Linked DNA regions of Mus musculus: region 1 is linked to region 2. The links are chromatin loops, found by intact Hi-C in ENCODE. Cell type or tissue: left cerebral cortex. All regions are shown on one strand. Links, peaks and the distances in the headings refer to the core of each region. The heading gives the core; the rest is flanking DNA.

Evidence for each region. Hi-C counts contacts between places; a loop is a spot of excess contacts. Peaks named below come from ENCODE experiments on the same cell type or tissue, not always from the same donor. Only the 100,000 strongest peaks of a DNase experiment are listed, where the experiment ranks them.
Region 1: it touches region 2 in a loop (1.9-fold over the local background); 6 of 42 quality-filtered maps call a loop at or near these places.

What each region holds. Positions count from the first base shown.
Region 1 is chr6:119,242,689-119,250,457 of GRCm38, forward strand. It overlaps Cacna2d4 (calcium channel, voltage-dependent, alpha 2/delta subunit 4), which reads left to right. Exons shown (of 38, transcript NM_001033382.3): 5 at 90-252; 6 at 1,511-1,642. Among named protein-coding and RNA genes, the nearest start is that of Cacna2d4, 10 kb to the left of the region's middle. In left cerebral cortex, for the core only: a CTCF peak has its summit at 3,581 (motif pointing right); DNase peaks (open chromatin) are centred at 2,941, 3,618 and 6,120.
Region 2 is chr6:119,306,250-119,314,018 of GRCm38, forward strand. It overlaps Cacna2d4 (calcium channel, voltage-dependent, alpha 2/delta subunit 4), which reads left to right. Exons shown (of 38, transcript NM_001033382.3): 24 at 997-1,092; 25 at 2,428-2,555; 26 at 6,174-6,254. Gm52874 (a long non-coding RNA gene) reads right to left here. Exons shown (of 3, transcript XR_003956355.1): 2 at 7,496-7,664; 3 at 6,712-6,959. Among named protein-coding and RNA genes, the nearest start is that of Gm52874, 4.8 kb to the right of the region's middle. In left cerebral cortex, for the core only: no CTCF peak of the experiment used is centred there; DNase peaks (open chromatin) are centred at 1,867, 3,669 and 4,125; H3K27ac peaks cover 2,237 bases.

The DNA.
Region 1 (7,769 bases), core at 1,689-6,688, 63 kb before region 2:
CTCTTTTTACTCTCGGCCTGACTCCCTTCCTCCCCTCCCCTCTTTGTCTCTGGGCTGTCTCTTCTGGGCCTGTTCCCCTTTCGCCCCAGTTTAACTACTACAACTCGGTACTAATCAATGAGAAGGATGACAAGGGCAACTACGTGGAGCTGGGAGCTGAGTTTCTTCTCGAGTCCGACGCGCACTTCAGCAACCTGAGGGTGAATGTCTCCATGAGCAGCGTTCAACTGCCCACCAACGTGTACAACAAAGGTGATTGTTGCCTCGCCACTGGGTAGTCTAGAGGATAGGATGGGGATCCTAGAGGGTTTTAAACATTTGGTGTCCATTTTCCCAAGAAGGACTACAAGGCATTGGCTGTCTCTCCAGCTTCCTTGATACGATGAGAAAAGAAATTATTGCACAGCGTAGAGTATTCTGTTCCCTGTTGCTATGACAAAATGCCTGAAGCTGAGTGGCACAGGAAAGGTTTCCTTAGCTCAAGGTCTGGGAGGTTGAGTTTAGCCACATGGCACTGCTTTGGTGAGCTTCCCAACTGCATCTCACTGTGGCAAAGGTCTCGTGGTGATTGTCTGGATACAGACATCAACCATGCAGGAAGCAGGGAGTTTGAGAATTCAAAAAGCCAGTCTCTCTCTTCCACAGCAGTGTTTTCAAGAGAACTCACCAGAGTCCATAGAATTCTATGGGCTCTGTCTTAGGGCAACACTTATCATGATCCAACCACCTCTCCCCAACTTCATCTTCTCTCTTATGACTGTGCTGAGCACCACACATCCAAACCCTGGGAACACATACATTCTACAGACAAACCTTAGCACACACATGTACAGACGAACCTCAGCACACACATGTACAGATGAACCTCAGCACACACATGTACAGATGAACCTCAGCACACACATGTACAGATGAACCCCAGCACACACATGTACAGATGAACCTCAGCACACACATGTACAGACGAACCTCAGCACACACATGTACAGACGAACCTCAGCACACACATGTACAGATGAGCCTCAGCACACACATGTACAGATGAACCTCAGCACACACATGTACAGACGAACCTCAGCACACACATGTACAGATGAACCTCAGCACACACATGTACAGACGAACCTCAGCACACACATGTACAGATGAACCCCAGCACACACATGTACAGATAAACCTCAGCACACACATGTACAGATGAACCCCAGCACACACATGTACAGACGAACCCCAGCACACACATGTACAGATGAACCTCAGCACACACATGTACAGATGAACCTCAGCACACACATGTACAGACGAACCTCAGCACACACATGTACAGATGAACCTCAGCATAAGGGCTGGGAGAGAGGTGATGCTTCTGGTTTAGTGCGCATGGGCTACAAGTAAGCCAGATGCAGCCCGCGGGAAGCAGGGAACACTCACCCATGTTTCGGTCTGTAGCCTGTGTCTCCTGATGCTAATTTCACATTCCATGAAGTTCCTTCCATGCTCTCACTTTCAGACCCAGACATTTTAAATGGCGTGTATATGTCCGAAGCCCTGAACCCCGTGTTTGTGGAGAACTTTCAGAGAGACCCTACATTGACATGGCAGTATTTCGGCAGCTCAACTGGGTTCTTCAGGATCTATCCAGGTGAGGACACAGGATGGCATCTCTGTCACCTCTGGGCTTGTTCTCTGAGAATAAAGTTGAAGACAGCTCCTAGCACACAGCTCCCTGTGAATGAAGGGCCCTCATAGACAAGGCATGTTTGACCCATACTTGGTCTTCTTACAACCTACTGTGGTATAGACACACACACACACACACACACACACACACACACACACACACACACACACACTGGGAGCATTACAGTAGTTGTCACCAATGTTAAGTGAGTGTTCTGGGAAAGCCTATGCACAATGCCCAGGAAGGTCCTGCAATCCCGCACCTTGAGAGGTGTCTCTAGTTGGAAAGCAGAGTGCACTGTCCTCACACAAGGTGGAAAAGGCTCTCTTACCTACACAGAAACAAACAAAAAAATGGATGGTGAACAGCTCACTGGCAATGTGCCACACAACGTGAACTCAGAAAAACTGGGCATGTGCACACCTGTAATCCCAGCGCTGCAGGGGTGGAGACAGGGGATCCTGGGAAGTCACTGGGCACCCACTCTGGTGGAAATGGTGAGCACCATAGTCAGTGGAGACTGTCTCAGAGAGTAAGGTGGAGGACAACAGAGGAAGACACACATTGTTGGTCATTTGCCTCCACAGATGCCCACGCTGGTGCCAGCCCCCATATACACACATGTACACACACACACACACACACACACAGGCATGGACACACGCATGTTTGTGGGTCTTGACTTCTGGTTTCTTGCCACTTAAAGAAATTCAACTCATCTCAGGTATCCATATCCAGAAAGACTCGTGGTGTCTCCTCTTCTGGAAAGACACTGGAATGGTAAAGAAAACCTTTCTTTGTCTCCAGGCTGGAAAGTTAGCACCTCTCACAGGGTGCAAAGAGCAAGTGTGGCTCCCACCACTGACACGCTCCCTGCTGTCTGTCAGACATTCCCAGTTAGCTGTGGGTGTCTGTTTCTGTGCCTAGATTCCTTTAACCCTCCCTGATTCTGAGCCCTTGATGCCTGAGGAACTCAGTCTGTCCCCAGAGTAGAATTCCTGTGAGGAACCCTCTTGCTCCATTTTTAATTGGATTGTTTTTCTTCTTGGTGAGTCTCAGGAGTTCTCTGTATATCCAGACTATTAATTCCCTGTCGGTGTAATGATTTACAAATATTTTCTCCTGTTTTGTGGGTTGCCTTTTTAATTTGTTGATATTGTCTTATAGTCTTTTAATGGATAGTACTTAAATTAGCCCATCTTTCTTTTGTTGCCTATGCCTTTGGTGTTACAGCCAAGAAATCGTTGCCAGCTCCAGTGTCGTGAGAATTCTCCACTATGTGTTTTAGGAAGAAATCTGCAGTTGTGAGTCTTATGCTTAAGCGTTTGCTCATTCTGAGTTGATTCTGTATATTGTGTTAGTAAGGGTTTCACACCTCTCTTTTACATGTGGCTGCCCAGTTTTCTCAGCATTATTTGTTTAAAGACTGTCGCTTGTTCTCAGGTAGAGTTGGCCTTCCTGTCAACAACGATTTGATCGCAGTGCAAGGGTTTCTTCCTAGAGTCCCTCTTTTGTTTCATGGGTTCCTGTATCTATCTGTGTGTTCATAACATACTATTTTGATTACTGAAGTCTTACAATAAATATTAAGAATCAAAAGATATGACTCATTTGAGTGCCGCTCACTTTTGTATCATTGGGACAAAACACCTGTCCAAAACAGCTTCCAGGAGGAAAGATGCATCTTGATTCACGGCTTCAGAGGGTCTCAGTGCACTGAGAAAGGAAGGTATAACAATTCATGACAACAGGAGCATGTCATCAAGGCCCCTCACCTTACAGCAGTCCAGTAAGCAGAACAAGTGTCAGAATTGGGGGCCAAAATGTATGACTTTATCTATACAACTGTGTGCCTGCACTTGAGTATGTGCACCACATGGGTGCAGTGCCCATGGTGGCCAGAAGAGGGCGGTGGATGTCTTGGAACCAGAGTTATAGGTTATTATGGGCGCCAGGAACTGAGCCTGGTCCTTAGCAAGAGCAGTAAGCACTCTTAACCACTGGGCCATTTCTCCAGATCCCCAGCAGTTTCTAGTTTTTATTGCACACTTTTTTACTTCCTTTCTGCTGTTACTGAAAATTAAATCATTTTGGTAACTTCCTCTCCAGGTTGCTCATGGCAACGGATTTTGTTTGCTATGTTGCTGAATTTGTTTATGAGGCCTAACACCTGCCTTCTGACTCTATGGAACTTCCTGTAAATTAAACCTACAACGTGTGAATATAGAACATCTTTCTTTTTTCCCTTTCTTGCCTCATTGCTCTGGCTAGAACTTCCAGTACTGATTTAAGCACAACAATTTAAAGATGAGTCTGTTTTATGACACCTACGAGCAAATGCTTGTTTGTGGCTTTTTCCATCCATGGCTTTAGTTATGTTAAAGTGGATTTTCTTCTGCTGAGAGTTTCCTGAACCTTTTTGTCTTGAAAGTGAGTTGGATTTTGCCAAATTTGTTTTCTGCTTCATTTGAGATGATCATGCTGGGTTTGTTTTTGTTTTTGTTTTCCTCCTTCTGTTAGTGTGACATTTATATCAGCCTGTTTCCACAGGTTAGGAAATCCTTGCATTCCAAGAATACTACATTGCTCTTTTAAATTGCTACTCAATTTACTTGGCTGGGCTTTATTGGATTTCCGTGTCGATCATTTCTGTTTTGGGGGGATATTGTACTCTAGTTTTCTTGTAGCATCTTTCTGTGGCATCAGGGCAATGCTAGCCTCATGGACTAGGCTAAAAAATAGTAAAGATTTAGAGAAAAATTTGCAGATTTGCATGAAGTTTTCAAATGTTTGGTACTGGATCTTGTGTTTCTTCAGTTTCTCTGTCTCTCATAGGCTGTCTAACTGGTTGACATATAACTGCACCAGACTTTCCTTTACTTCCACAAAATTAGAATGACCAACCCATTTTCAGTTTTTATTATAGTAACTTGAGTCTGTTTTTTTTTAAGACTTATTTATTTTATGCATGTGAGTACACTGTCACTGTCTTCAGACACACCAGAAGAGGGCATCAGATCCCATTACAGATGGTTGTGAGCCACCATGTGGTTGCTGGGATTTGAACTCAGGACCTCTGGAAGAGCAGTCAGTGCTCTTAACCCCTGAGCCATTTCTCCAGCCCCAAGTCTGTTTTCTTAATAGCCTTGTCAATTTTATTGATTATGTCAAAATTTTTTTCATTTATTTCTCTGTAGGTTTTTTAAATTATTTTATTTCTCTGTCCAATTTAATGTATTTTCTTCTTATATCTTTGTACTTGGTTTCTTCTGTTTTATACTTCTTTTTTTTTTAAAAAAATGAAATTGATTTATTCTAATAAATTCATAAAACATCACACAGGCGGTTTAAGGAAGCCACTCAAACCCTTGTCTCACCCCAGGTCCCACACATTTCCGTGAACTTCTGTGCAGAGAGAATGGCCATTGTGAAGCTGTGGAACTTCACTCAGGGAGCTGAGCTTTCACTATCGATGACTTTATTCTATGTTATGTTTATTGGTGTTTTATCTGCATGTTTGTGCACCACATGCATGCTTGGTGCCTACAAAGCCAGAAGAGGATGTCAGATCTTCTGGGACTAGAATTACAGATGGTTGTGAGCTGCCATGTGTGAATAGAACTTGGGTCCTCTGAAAGAGTGGCCAGTGTTCCTAATTCCAGTGCCATCTCCCCAGCCCTGATTAATTACATTTTTATTCAGGTATCAACCACACACATACACACACACACACACACACACATGCACACGTACACAATTTCAGAGTTGAATTTATTTATTTATTCATTCATTTATTTATTTATTTATTTATTTTCAGCGTTTTTGAGACAGGGTTTCTCTGTGTAGCCCTGGCTGTCCTGAAACTCACTCTGAAGACCAGGCTGGCCTCGAACTTAGAAATCTGCCTGCCTCTGCCTGCCAAGTGCTGGGATTAAAGGCGTGTGTCACCACTGCCCAGCCAGAGTTGAAATTTTTTTTAATTTAAGCGTTATGTCCTCTGTCATGACTTGTGCACTCTTGCTTCCATTTTGTCCCTTCTCGTTACCTGGCAGCACCCTGTTCTGCTCTCCTTCCTAAGGGCTGCGCTCACACTTACACGTGTCTACATGTGTGTATGTAGACATTGAAGGCTAGGATCCACATCGTTCTGAGTTTGGGTCAGCTCCCTAAATACTGTACTTAATTCCATCCATTTCTCTGTATTATTTCATTTGTCCCTACAAGTAAATAATATTTCATTCTATCTATGCAGGACACATCTTTATCATCTACTGTTGGGTAGCTAAACATTCTAAATAAAGCAGCAACAAGCATGCATATGAATGTATCTCCATGGGAGGATATGGAGTTCTCTGGGTAAATGCATATGAATGTATCTCCATGGGAGGATATGGAGTTCTCTGGGTAAATGCCCAGAAGTGGAATAACAGGGTCTGTGGTAGTTCTATTTTTGACTTGTTGAGGAACCTCCAAACTGACTTCAGTACCAGCTGTATCAACTTTTACTCCCGCCAGCAGTGGATAAAGATTTCTCTTTACGGATATTTGCTGTAGATCTCTTGATGACAGCCGTTCTGACTAGGGTGAGCAGGTGTCCCAGAGTGCTTTTAATTTGCATTTCCTTCATGGTAAGCAATGTTCAACACTTTCAAAAATTATTCTTAGCAATTTGTGTTTCTTCTCTAGAGAACTGTTCATTTCACTGGGCCACCTATTGGGTGGCAACTTTGGGGAGTTTTAGGTGTTAAATATTTGAAGTTCTTTGAAAATTCTGAATATCAGCCCCTGGCCTAAAGTATAGGTGCTAGATTTTCTATCTGTGGGCTGTTTGCTCTGCCGTGTCTGCTGATGGGTTCTTTTGCTGTGCAAAGCTTTTTAATCTCATGTGGCCCATCCCATCTGACTATACTTGGAGCTTGTTTGTTCTTGTGCTGTTGCAGGTTTTGGGGGGTTTGTTTTTGTTTTTGTTTTTGTGGGTTTTGGTTTGTTTTTGTTGTTGTCTGAGATAGTTCTTGCCTGACTTGTGTCTTGAAGAACATCCCCAGTTTCCCTTAAGGACTTTTCAGTGTCTCAGATTTTAAATTAAGATTCATTTCCAACTGACTTTTGCTCAAGGTGAGTGTCTTAGTTAGGGTTTTACTGCTGTGAACGGACACCATGACCAAGGCAAGTCTTATAAAAAACAACATTTAATTGGGACTGGCTTACAGGTTCAGAGGTTCAGTCCATTATCATCAAAGAGGGAGCATGGCAGCATCCAGGCAGGCATGGCACAGGAGGAGCTGAGAGTTCTATGTCTTCATCCAAAGGCTGCTAGTGGAAGACTGACTTCCAGGCAACTAGGGTGAGGATCTTATACCCACACCCACAGTGACACACCCATTCCAACCAGGTCACACCTTCAGATGGTGCCACTCCCTGGTCCAAGGATATACAAACCATCACAGTGAGAGACTCAGATTTACTTTCATCGTTCTGCCAGGGGATGTCCAGGTCCGTCGGTGCTGTTGCTGATTAAGAGCTGAAAGTGGCTCTTTTTCCGTTGCAAATTGTTGCCGCCTTTGTCACAGATGGGATGGTCGTGGCTTGGTCTGCTTGTTTCCAGGCCCTCCATTTCGTCTCATCCGTCTGCCTGCCTCTTTGTATCCCACTCCCAAGCAGTCTTAATCACTGGAGAATTGCATCATGTACTCTGCGTCTATCCAGTAGGATGAGCTGACATCAGGTATTGCGATGCTAACAAGCTGTGTTCTTATTCAAGATTGCTTTGGGTATCCATGGTCTTTCATGATTCCATGCAAAATCTGGAATTTTTTTTCTAGATCTGTAAAATATGACATTGAAATTTTACAGATATCTTACATTAAATCTATAGATTAATTGTGATGGTATAGCCATTTTCACAGTATTAATTCTGCCAATCCAGGAGCGTCAACCTTTTTTTTTTTTTTTTTTTTTGACCTATGTAGATTTCTCTGAAAGACCTGGGATTTGAAAAACCTTAAAGAACAGGTCAGACTGTAGTCTGATGCTGTAGACAACTGTGCTTCAGGTTCAGAAGTGCATCTGAGGTAAAGGCCCTCTGCCT
Region 2 (7,769 bases), core at 1,507-6,506:
GAGATAAGAAATACAAGGGACATTAAAAAATTAAAATAATAAAAATAAAGAGTATGCTAAAAAATACTTTAGCAGTTGGTCTCACCCAGGCAGGTGGTCTGATCCTGCAGAAAGTGATCTGCAGGAAGAGAAGACAGGATGAGGAGCCCCAGAGCCAGGTTAAAAAGACTAATGACCGCCATGGGCGTGGAGTTTCTAATAAATGGTCTAAAGTCACAGTGGCGATGGATGTGCCATTTGGTGAGTGCACCGAAAGAGATACTTTAGATGGGGAATTATATGGTATATGGTAAACTATATACCACTTGTAGCTCAAGTCAGGGAAAAGGGAGAACTGATATTAAGCTGACATGTTGAACAGACCATGATCAAGTTCTGATTTACCCAGGTTAATGTCATGAAGTACTTAGGTTATCTGCTGATAACTGGGCATCGTGGATTTTTTTATTTGTCTGTTTGTTTGGAAAGGAGTGATGGTAAAACTTGGGTTTTTCTTGTGTTTTGTTCCTTATATTCTGAAGATATAAATTGAAATATTTACTGATTAAATATCTGAGATTTGCTTGGGCATATCCAGTTGCTGCGGTGCCTTGAGAAACCTGGGTTGGTGGTATTTGTGAAGCTAGGTTATGGGAAAGCTCAGAAGAGTCAGAAGCAAATTGAACTGCTGCTTTTTAGAGATGCCCACCCCAGGGTCTGATTCAGTGCAGCTACTGCAGGGTGCTGGTACCTGTGATGTTTAAACCCCAAGTAACCCTGACACCCACATGCAGAGGTCCCACCTCTATAGACCATTCTCATCAGGGACTCCCCAGTCCTCTAACCAACTGTGTTGACCCAAGCCTGGTGCTGTGTCTGGGTATGGATAGTGCCAGTGAAGACCACATAACCACATACCCTCCGGCTGTGGCAATGCTACCACCCTACGCCCTTAAGTATCCACAAACCCAGTACTGGAGAAGACGGTGTGCATGTTGTTGTTGCTTTGCCTCGCAGAGAGTCAGAGCCTGGCGTGGATGTGGCCTTCCTGGGAACCCGGGCTGGCCTTCTAAGAAGAAGCTTGTTCGTAGGCTCCGAGAAAGTCTCTGACAGGTGAGCCCTGGGATGGGGGACCTCTGGGAGGAAGGAACATGACACAAGACTTGGGTCCCTTTGGGGCATGCAGGGCAGAGACGGTTTCAGTATGCTGTGCCCTGTGAATCCACTGACATAGACACGGGGGAACGGTTGGCTGATGGGTGCCGTCAGATGCCCATCTTTCCTCCCACCCGCACCAGATCCCTCTCACTAAGTCCCAATGCCTTCAGCTACGGAGCTCCTCGGTGCCTCCATCAGGACTCAGTGACAAGTCCACACACCATGAGCAAGGTTGGAGGCTTTCTAGGAAAACAGTTTTGGCGGGCTTTCCCTCTCCTTTCTTCTTTCCCTCCCCTAATTCCCAGAGAGGCAGGGGTGGGGGTGGGGGTAGCACCATCCTTAAAGGGCTTCTAAGGATGGGAAGATGTGGCAACACAACCAGGCCGTCCCCAGGTGATCAAGGGCTTTGGGAAGCTGGGAAGGCAACTGCCTGGAGGGCCACAGGTGCCCTGTGTACGCCCCGGTGGAGAACTCCCTTTACCTGGACCGCGATGCAATAGGCAATCTGGGGACTGTGTAACAGCAAATCTGCTTCCAGAGCAGGCAAGCCACTCACTCAAACTTCAGTCCTCTACCTGGGAATTACCCACAGGTGCCACTTAGTTTTGCGCCCCACCCAGCTTCACCCACTTCCTAGTCAGCTTCTGGACCAGCCTCCCTCTGTAGGCTTGCGTGTGCTCAGGGAAAGCAAACCCATAATTAGCAAGGAAAGGCTTCTCCAAAAGCAGACTAATGTTGCACACCGAAGGCTTTCACAGTAACCATGTAGGGTAATCCGGGCCTCTCTACGGCAGTGATAGAATTGACTGTGGGATTCCCTCACTCAGATCTGCCAGGGAGCCAGACAAAAGAAATCACCTAGACCCAAAGGAAATGTACTTTGTTGCCAATACATCTGCATGCTCGGCTGGGTACCAGCTCCGCCTCTGCTGCCCTCCCCTTCTACCAGATGCGCCAGCATTTTGCTTCTGGAAAAGGCAGGAATGGCCTGGAGCAACTTAAGAGCTGATACCTCTTCTCATTCTTTTTTTTTTTTTTTTTTTTTTTGAGGGCACTTGAGACAGGTCTCACCATGTAGCCAACATAACAGAATCGTGAACATCCTCTCTAGCCCTGGGAGGGCCAGGCTAACAGTGTACCACCTCTACTAGGTGCAGGGGCTGTTTCCTATCCACAACCCAGCCAGCACAAGATGCTGGTCTTAGCCCAGCCAGGATGATCATGTATGGCACAGGGAAAAGGGACAAACATCTTCCCGGATTTGAGGAGACATCAATCCTACTCTCACAGGAAGTTCCTGACCCCTGAAGATGAAGCCAGTATTTTTACCATGGACCACTTCCCGCTGTGGTATCGCCAGGCCTCTGAGCAGCCCCCCGGCAGCTTTGTCTTCAATCTCCGCTGGGCAGAGGGACCAGGTAACGGACACCTCTCTGTGCTCTTCCCCAGAGTGGAAAAAGGGAGATGTGGAAGAGAGGAGGACCCCAGGCCTCCCGCCCTGCCTTCCCTCCTGACACCGCAGCTTGGGACACACCTGCTGCAGCACACAGAATATGTTCCCATCCCCAGCCAGCCCTCAAGCTCCAGCATGGAGCAACGGGAAGAGATTTGACCCAAAAGCCAACCAGTCAGACTCCTGGCCCACATTCCCAAGGTGAGATCAACTTGAAAGCTCATAACCTCAGGGAGCATATCCACGTGGCTCTTCCAGTCTCCACTCCCCTCAGGTTACCCAGAAGGCAGCTCCCAGGGCATAGGGAGCCGGCTAAGGCCAGCCAGCAGACCCCTATAGGCCCAGGCCACGGGGTAGGGAGGAGTGGCACCAAGCTGGGGACTCCACCTTCCAGCCAGCCCTGATCACTCTGGAGGATGGCAGGAAAGAACACCAGGACCTTCACTGAGTGTGAGGAAAACCAGACTGCTGAGAGCCCGTGGGGCCTTCGGTACACCCTTAAACTCTTAGCTACCTTTGAGAAAATGATCCAGAGAGGCTGTCGGGCTTGTCCAGGACCTAGAAGTCTAGGCAGCAAGTGTCCACCAGGTTGCCACAAGGGGGCTGACCCCAATGCAGAGGGGCTGGAACTTGGACAGTACCCACTCGTGGGTGAGTGAAGAGGGCAAGGGCAGACTCAGAGATGACAGCTCTCGTGTGTGCGTGTGCGTGCGTGTGCGTGTGCGTGTGTGTGTTTGAATTGAGGAGGGTTTGCAGAAAGCCAGCAGAGGAACACCACTGTGTGTCTGCATGCATGTATGCCCGCATACGTTACGGACACACACACACCGTGGAGGGCTGACCTGGGGCTGTCAGCTTCAGGAGCTCGGGCTTTCCAGGGTGGCCCCTCTAAGCTGAAGACGACGAGGGAGAATTCTGCTCTATAACCCCAAAGTGTCCTTACTAGCCACTAAGCCTGTCACTCCACCCTGTGTCGCTCTGTCCACCCACACACGAGCATCAAATGTGCTGTGCAAACATTTCCCTGCTAAAACCCCCATGCAATAAGTGCTGTTGCTCCCATCTCTCATCTTCCATGGGGAGAAATGAAGGCTCCGAGACACTCCGTGACTTGCTCAGGCTACACAGCACGCATAAGAGCCCTTTACACAGCAAGTTAGAGCCAGGTCCACCTCACTCAAGTCCAGGTTATTTTGATATCCTAGATATAGGGCAGAAGACAGAGAGAGAAAAGAGGATTTTTCATTCCCAGGACCCACAGAGGAGGTTCTCAAAGGCCGCACTGAAGGTCTTCCCAGGTTGCACACCTGAGGCAGAGAGGCAGCTCCTCCCACACGAAGGGCTCCCAAAGGACAGACACCCACGGACTCCATAGATGTTCCCTGGGTGAGACCCTGGGCCCCGCCCAGCCAGGGTGACAGGCTCCCCTCCTGCCTGCACTGTCACCAGAACTGCCTGCTGGCTGCTAGGGGAAGCTTTCTGTGTCCACGAGGTAGGAGGGCAGGTGGGTGGGGAACGGAGCTGCCAGGAGAAGAGAGGGAAGCTAGCAATCCAAAAGGGGACTGCTGAGGAGGGAGGCAGGAGCTCGCTCCCTTCCTACGCCCCTGCACGCTTGCTCAGCCAGAGCACATGCGTAAAGCCACGTGGACAATTCCCATCCTCCCAAAGAGAAGGAACATAATTTCATTTCAAAGGGGTCAGGGAGCTGTGAAGGCAGAGGCAGAGAGGGGTAACCTCCAGGCTAGCCTGAGCTGTACTAGACTGAGTGCTGCCCACTTGGGTTGCCCCTGTACTTAGAGCTTATGCTATATACTACCCGCGGGTACATGTCAGTCTGCCAGCGCCAAAGACCTAGGCCTGGGCCTCCCACACACACCTCATCCTGGCCTTGTTCACACAGGCTCTGCGTCATGTGACCATTGACACTAATGTTGAAGTTCCCAAGGTCCCCAGAGATTAACAGAGTGTTAACCAAAAGTCTGTGCTAACTAGAAGGCAGGCTACAGAAACAAGGACTCCTGCAGGAGTTCCCTACGTTCATTCTTATAGATGTTCCCAGAAACAAAGTGGGGGGGTCTGGTCTCTGTTTCTATTCTGGTTCCTTTGGCTTTGCCATGGCAAATTTTTGGAATTGAGAACAGCTCGTGGGTCATGAGTTCCCACAATCTGAGCATAGTTAGATTCTTGAGATGTGTTGAAGCTAGCAAGGTATCAGGGGAAACCATAAGAATGCTATCCATACGCCAGGAGGTGGTGGCGCACGCCTTTAATTCCAGCACTTAGGAGGCAGAGGCAGGCAGATTTCTGAGTTTGAGGCCAGCCTGGTCTACAAAGTGAGTTCCAGGACAGCCAGGGCTATACAGAGAAACCCTGTCTCAGAAAAAAATAAAAAAAAAAGAATGCTATCCATATGAAACCATGCTTGGCCCCACTACAGAGGTACCACTACCCAGCAATCTCTATGAAGCTTTGAGAGCTACTTATCACAGGTAGTGTGACAGAACAGGATAGTACACAGTCTTGGACTATGTAATGGAGTCTGACCTATAGACTAGAGGCCTTTGGAAAACTGGCTCAAGGTCACAGGTGGATAAGAGTCAGAGGTCCGACAGTAGTCTGCCGGAAAGCTACCCTCATGTAGAGCTGAAACCACCCTCTGATCTTGTTCCCAGGATGGCTTAGTTCTTCTAAAAGAAGTGAAAGGCAACCCAGGTCTCCAGGAGCCTGGCAGACAATTCTAGAAGGGCAGCAATAAAAAAGGGAGTCATCACGGTGGTGAGTTGGGCACCACCAACTAGAACCCATGAAGCCTTGTAGATGTGTCAGATGCCATCCTGGCTGCTGGGGTGGCTCATCCACCGTATCTGGCTCCTGAGCAGAACCACCACTGTCACTTTCTGTGACTCATAATGGCAAGGCAGGGTCACCCACCACCCAGGCCTAGGATGCCAACAGCCTGCCCTTTAATATAAAGTGCATTTGTTGTCAACTCAACAGAACAGAGTCACCCGGCAAGAGGGCAGGGAACCCCAACTTAGGAGTTGCCTTGGCCAGATTAGCCTGTGGCACAGTCTTGATTGTTAAGCATAGGAGGACCTAGACTGCCATGGCCAGTTCCATCCCTGGATAGGAGGTCCTGAGCTGTATAAAGAAGCAGGCTGAGCGTGATCCAGGGTGACACAGGGTGATCTAGAAAGCAAGCCCCATAGCCAGCATCACTCCATAGGGTCCTGCTGCCACTGCAAGGGAGAGCTAAGCAGGAGAGCAGGCAGGCAGGTTTGCTGCCCAGAGATGAGCAAATCATGGTGTCACTGTGGTGCTGGTGTCTCTTGGCTTAGGCTGGCAGAGGCTAAGGGTTGATCTGGCAGGTTCAGATTTGTTCAGATGCAGGGACGGCAAGGGACTGTCAGGCGGTGGATAGCTGTAACCCATGACAGCCACAGGACTCTTCCACCTCCCACCTCACCTATTCCAGGGATAGCTAATCCTGGCATTCCCATTTGCCATGAATTCCAAGAGATAGGCTCAACCCCCGACCCTTCTCTGCAGGCGCCAAGAATAACAATAATTCTCATTTTTCCAGATAGCCCAGGCAAGCCAGTGGCGGTAAGGGCCAGCACAGCAGTAACTGTGACCGTGGATGGGAAGACGGCCATTGCAGCAGGTAAGAGCTGCCCTGAACTGCTGTGGTGGGAGCTATGAGGCAATGTCGTGGTGAAGGCTGGCAGGGTGGGGCTGGCTCAGCTAGAGCACCTGTCTAGCTGGCCTGAGGCCATTTCATCCCCAACACCACGCACACAGGAAGGAAGAATAAAGGTGCCCTGGATATAGGGACTCTAAATTTTTCCCAAGAGAAATGCTAGGGGAAGGAAGTGGATGCTTATGTCATTTTGTTTATAAAACCATAAAACCAAAAAAGATTCATGGGGTAAAATACAGCCCAGAGAGGTAAAGAGACCTGCTCAAGGTCACAGAGGACAGGAACAATCTAGACTGCTATCCTGTCCCTGGGACACTGCTTCCCTAAGATGTTACCTTGAGCTCTAGACCTGAACTCATGACTCTACTTTCTACCTGGAACCCAAGATGACCAAGGGAAACCATGTGAGAGACATAGAAACTGAGGCATGGATAAGTTATTTATCCAAAGTCTCATGTAAGAAAGGTAGAACCTGGACTCAGACCAGCTCTCTTTGGGACCTAGAGTCAATCCTGTTGCCGAGGTTTTAAGGAGAGCATCCAGTGGCCCTCATAATGTGCAGGTTCTTGGTGACTTGGTCAGCCCGTGGCATCTGTTTCTTGTTGTTTGAGCCTGTGTTCATGCCCTCCACGTTCCTCAAGAAGCTGTGCAGTCCAATGGTTACTCAACCTGGTGGAGCAGGGGTACCAGGCATTTGTATGTCACACTCAAGGGGCCTGGCGAGATGGGAGTTCAGAGGCCTGCAGGGCCCTGGCCTCTTGCCAAGGCTGTAAGCATCTAGCAGGGAGGTACAAGAGCAGAAGGCCTGAGTTTCTTCACAGAGCATGTGCTAATCCAGAGTCAGGGTTCCTGTGTATTCTCCTCTGAACTGAGGTAGGGGCAGGAGGCTCAGTGACATGCCCACCTCAGCATCTCTAGCATGTTGTAAGGTGCCTCCCTCTGGCACCTTACAAGGCAATGTATTACACCCCAGAAGCTCCTCACAGCACAATCCTTCCAGATCCCGTGGCATGCTAATCCCAGGTCAGAAGTGATGCCCACTTCTCTCCCTAGAATCCTCCTGTGGTTTGGTCCCCGCAGACCTGTGGCTACCTCGTTCTGCCTGGAAGTGGCCTTCTTCTCAGCCCCTCTACCTTGAATACCTAGGGAAGGCGAGGACTGTGAGGCCAGCCTGCTGCCTGTGCTTCCCCACACTCTCCAATTACCTGATATAATTTTTAACTCAGAGCTGAGTTAGAGCCAGGAGGGGTTGCCATAGAAACCATGTCCCAGTGCCTCGAGTTGAACTCCTTCAGACGGTCCCCGTGATGCTCGCTCGCTCGCTCAGGGTGCACGGTTGTGACAGGAAAAGCATGAGGTGCTGGAGACCTGATGCTGTGAGTTCATCTGCATCTCATTCTGCATCCTCCTTTCCCTGGTCCCCACCCCCACCCCCACCCCTACCCCCAACCCTACCCCCGAATGACCTCCCTGACCCTG